Regions from separate parts of the Homo sapiens genome. Here region 2 is linked to region 1. Evidence: chromatin loops called from intact Hi-C (ENCODE). Cell type or tissue: endothelial cell of umbilical vein. All regions are shown on one strand.

The links. A loop is a pair of places that touch in the nucleus more often than their neighbours do. Peaks named below come from ENCODE experiments on the same cell type or tissue, not always from the same donor. Only the 100,000 strongest peaks of a DNase experiment are listed, where the experiment ranks them.
Region 2: it touches region 1 in a loop (12-fold over the local background); 3 of 110 quality-filtered maps call a loop at or near these places.

Annotation. Positions count from the first base shown.
Region 1 is chr20:44,574,990-44,577,489 of GRCh38, forward strand. It overlaps a transcript of PKIG not described here. Among named protein-coding and RNA genes, the nearest start is that of PKIG, 6.3 kb to the right of the region's middle. In endothelial cell of umbilical vein, a CTCF peak has its summit at 1,410 (motif pointing right); a DNase peak (open chromatin) is centred at 1,422; H3K27ac peaks cover 643 bases.
Region 2 is chr20:44,732,153-44,734,652 of GRCh38, forward strand. All of the region lies in intron 3 of KCNK15-AS1 (KCNK15 and WISP2 antisense RNA 1), which reads right to left. Among named protein-coding and RNA genes, the nearest start is that of KCNK15, 12 kb to the right of the region's middle. In endothelial cell of umbilical vein, a CTCF peak has its summit at 1,409 (motif pointing left); a DNase peak (open chromatin) is centred at 1,379.

The DNA of each region.
Region 1 (2,500 bases):
TTTTAGTTCTAGTCAGATCCAAACAAGGACCTCACATTACCATACTGCTTTTTCTTGACTCATCAGTTTTTTGTTTGTTTTTGAGACAGTCTCGCTCTATTGCCCAGGCTGGAGTGCAGTGGCACCATCTCAGCTCACTGCAACCTCCACCTCCCAAGGTTCAAGTAGTTCTCCTGCCTCAGCCTCCCAAGTAGCTGGGATTACAGGCATGCGCCACCATGCCTGGCTAATTTTTGTATTTTTATTTTTGAGACGGAGGCTGGCCGTCACCCACGCTGGAGTGCAATGGCATGATCTCGGCTCACTGCAACTTCTGCATCCTGGGTTCAAACGATGCTCCTGCCTCTGCCTCCGGAGTAGCTGAGATTACAGGCACCTGCCACCACGCCCAGCCAATTTTTGTATTTTTAGTAGAGATGGGGTTTTGCCATGTTGGCCAGGCTGGTCTCAAACTCCTGTCATGCAGCTGGTTTTGATCAGACATCCTGTCATGCTTTATTTGGCCATTCACAATCAATAATAAAAGACTTCTTTAAGGGGATAGGTCTCAGTTCATCTGTTTGTCCCATAGGCCTCTGCCCTGCCTGGGAAGCTGCTGGGTACTGGAAGGGTACTAAGGTACTAAGTGGAAGATGCTTTAGGGCACATGAGCAGGAGCAGCAGTTAGACTGAGGGCCCTTCACGTGTTAGCATAAGGAGGCCAGTCTCTTACTAGAAGCCCTCGATCAATCCTAGGCAGTTCATTCAATTTATTTAAAGAGGCCTCCTGTCTTTGGCTGTGGTTCTGCAGAGCTTTTGGGCCCTCTGTGTGCTGCAGGTATGGGATAGAGGAGCTGGCTGGCACAGGACCTTCAGTGGATCCCTTAATTTTTTGGCCCTTCTGAATCTTCTCGACGCCTGCTGTCTTCAGGTTCAGAGCCTCCCTGGGGTCCCACACCATTCCTTGTCTCTCATTTCCAATGGTGCTTTCTTGTCCTTGTGCTCCAAACTTCAGCTTCTGTTGTCATACCTCTCTGAACTTTTTCTATCTTCCGGAAATTATTTGAAATGAAATCCCTTGTTCTCTAATGATCCTTCCTTCAGCAAAAAGGCCCAATTTGTAGTTCAGAAGACGTGGTGCTTTTTACAAAAAGTATGTTAATGTTTTACCATAGACTGGACTAAGTAGAGTGTGTGTGTGTGTGTGTGTGTGTGTGTGTGTGTGTGTGTGTTTAGAAAATATTTATTGAGTTTCCTATTTTATGCCAGGCACTCTTCTAGGCACTTGGGATAGATGTATTCAGTGAACCAAGGAGACATACTGTTGACTTTGTGGAGCTTACAGTCTGGTGGGGAAACACATGGAACGTGTACTTATAAATATGTTAAGGGTTATAAGAAGAGACATAGGAGTACCATGAGACCAGTACAGCAGGGGGAGCTAACGTGGCTCAGAGAAAAGGGCGCCCTAGGGAAGTGATATTTAATCTGAAATCTGATGGCTGAGTAGGAGTTAACCAAAATAAGAGGGAAGAGCCCTTCAAATTTGTATGTCAAAGTGCAGTAGCAAGTGAGAGTCTGAGACCAATAGAGAGTAGCAAGTGAGAGCCTCAAACCTTCTCCTGTTGGAGCACCAGGCTGTACTACCTCAGGATAGTCCCTTGCCTTCTCTGGATCTGGCATTCCTCACCCCTAAAATGAGGAGACCACATGCTCCTTTCAGCTGCAAAAATCAATGAGTCCAAGACTGTTTAAAGTTAAGGTCACTGTTTAAGTGAAGGTCCATCTCTCCCAAAACAGCTGTAGTTGGAAACTTATCTCAAGCTGGTGGGAAGTGGTTTGAAAAAAGGCAGGGAGGGGACAGTGTGATATCCTGCGAACCTATCCAGTTTCTAGCCACATAATCACTGGGGTCAGGCTTCTCTTCTCCTTCTGGCTCTCCTTCAGACACACCAAATCAGCAGTCCAAAGGGGACCACAAAGTGGATCCTCAGGACATCGAACCCTGAAGAAAAAGCAGCCACGTGTACTCCAAAACCAAAAAAATACGTTGAGCAATGTCTTAGTCATCTTTTGTGGGTTTGATTCCCCATCCCCCAAAAATGACTTAAGTTTCTGATTTCAAAACATTGTGTGTATGTGTGTGTGGTTTTTTTTTTGAGACAGATTATCATTCTGTCACCCAGGCTGGAATGCTGTGGCATGATCTCATCTCACTGCAACCTCTGCCTCCCAGGTTCAAGCAATTCTCCTGCCTCAGCCTCCCGAGTAGCTGGGAGCCTCCTGAGTAGCTGGGACTACAGGTGTGCACCACCACGCCCAGCTAATTTTTTTGTGTTTTTTTTAGTAGAGACAGGGTTTCACCATGTTGGCCAGGCTGGTCTCGAACTCCTGACCTCAAGTGACCTGCTCGCCTCAGCCTCCCAAAGTGCTGGGATTACAAGCGTCAGCCACCGTGCTTGACCAAGAACATTGTTTTAAGTGTAAGTGTGGTTCCTTCTCTGGGGCCTTACACCAGGAT
Region 2 (2,500 bases), 160 kb after region 1:
GAAAGTGTCTGAGACAGGTCTCAATCAGTTTAGACATTTATTTTTCCAAGGTTAAGGACACGCCCAGTAGAGAGGTCTGTGCCTTTCTCTAAAGATGACTTTGAGGGCTTCAGTATTTAAAGGGGAAAGCAGGCTGGAGGGGAAAGAAGGAGGGTCTGGAAATCCACATATTGCAAGAGAAAAAGAGCAGGTAGGGAAATTATGTATTCGATTATGTATTCGTCTCACGCTCTGTAACTTTACATAAGATAAGGTGAACACAGAGTGGCTACTCGTGGAGATACCTGGCCTTTTATCTGTGGCTCTCTGCTTACGAACAAAGGAAAGGCAGCTTGTTGCATGACTCAACTTTCAGCTTAGTTTTTTCCTTTTGGCAGAGTGAATTGGGGTTTTCATTTTCCTTTCACACTTTCTATACCTTCTCTTATTGAAAATGAGGTGGTTGCTGTGATCTGCATTTTACAGATGAGAAGCTGAGGCTTGAAGAATAGAATCACCACTCACAATCCAGGATGGGAAGTCAGAACCAGCTGAACCAGCGGCTAGCCCAGCCTCTCTCCCTCTCTCTCTGTTCCTCTCTCTTTCTTCTATCTCTCTATGTTTCTCTCTCTCACCGTTTCTCTCTTCTGTCTCTCTCTCTCTCATCCTCTCTCCTCCTCTCTTTCCATTTTGTTTCTCTTTTCCTTGGCTTTTTCTTCTTTCTTGAATTTTTAATGAAGTATAAAAAGTATACAAGGCCAGGCACGGTGGCTCATGCCTGTAATCCCAGTACTTTGGGAGGCTGAGGCGGGTGGATCGCGTGAGCTCAGGAGTTCGAGACCAGCCTGGGTAACGTAGTGAAACCCCCTCTACAAAAAATACAAAAATCAGCCGGGCATGGTGGCACATGCCCGTAGTCCAAGCTACACTGGAGGCTGAGGTGGGAGGATGGCTTGAGCCCAGGAGGCGGAGGTTGCAGTGAGCCGAGATTGCATCACTGCTTCTAGCCTGGGTGACAAGAGTGAGACCCTGTCTCAGAAAAAACAAAACAAACAAACAAACAAAAAGTATACAAATAAAAGTGTTCAGTTAGTCCAGTTTTCACAAATGAGCACACCCATGCAATCAGTACCTGGGTCAACAGCAGGACCATGCATTGCCTGCACCTCCAAAATCCACCTTGGTCTCCCTCTCTTCACTACCCACAAGATAATCACTATCCTGACTTCTAACAGATAGATCCATTGTACCTGACCAGAGGCAGCAGCCATCACCTGGAGACTTGTTAGAAATGCCCCATCCCAGACCTACAGAAGCTCTGGGAGTAGGGCCCAGAAATCTATTTTAACAAACCTCCCATCTCGTTAAAATCAGACACAGCTCCAGCTCGGGGGAGGACAGCAGTGATGTGCTGCTGCCTCCTTGTGGCATTTCCATGCATGAACAGCCGAGAGGCCACCTGCCAGGAGGAGGCTGTCTTCAAGGGGCAACTCCAACAGCCTCCCTGGGAGGTACCCCTCGACTTTCTGCCTAGGAAAGGGGAGGCAACCAATGGCCACCATGTGTCAGGTGCTAACGAAAAGGCCACCTGCCTCTCCATGGCTAAAATGTGGTCTAGGGTCTGAGGTGCATTCTCAGCCATCTGATTCTCAAGAATTCATCTTTTTTCACTTCCACTGACATGAATTATGACATCAGGGAGAACCCAAGGGCAGAAGTAGGGGCCAAGTCCTCTTCATCACCTCCAGGTTGGCTGACAAACTTGGTTGCAAGTGGCCCCATCACACTGGCCTGGTCTTTATCTATGGCCCCTTTGTCAGAGGCGTTAGACCAGAGCAACTCCATTTTGAGTAGGGGCTGGGTAAAATAAGGCTGAGTCCTACTGGGCTGCATTGCCAGACGATGAGGCATTCTAAGTCACAGGATGAGATGGGAGGTCGGCACAAGATACAGATCATAAAGACCTTGTTGATAAAACAGGCTGCAGAAGCTGGCCAAAACCCACCAAAACCAAGATGGCGACGAGAGTGACCTCTGGTAGTCCTCACTGCCACACTCCTACCAGCGCCATGAGAGTTTACAAATGCCATGCCAATGTCAGGAAGTTACACTCTATGGTCTAAAAAGGGGACACATGAATAATCCACCTCTTGTTTAGCATGTCATCAAGAAATAACCTTAAAAATGGGCAACCGGCAGCCCTGAGGGCTCTTCTGTCTATGGAGTAGCCATTCTTTATTCCTTTACTTTCTTAATAAACTTGCTTTCTCTTTGTGGACTTGCCTTAAATTCTTTCTTGCAGGAGATCCAAGAACACTCTCTTGGGGTCTGGATCAGGACCCCTTTCTGGTCACACCTCCACTGCCCAATGCCCCCTCACCACTGGCTTTCATGAAAAAGGTTTTAACGTCTTCGCTGGGCCAGGTCTTTTCATCCAGTCTCTGTTGGATGGCCAATAACCTAACGTGAACCTCTTCAGCAGCTTCTCCCCTGCCCTGAAGCCAGCAGGGGTGGGACACAG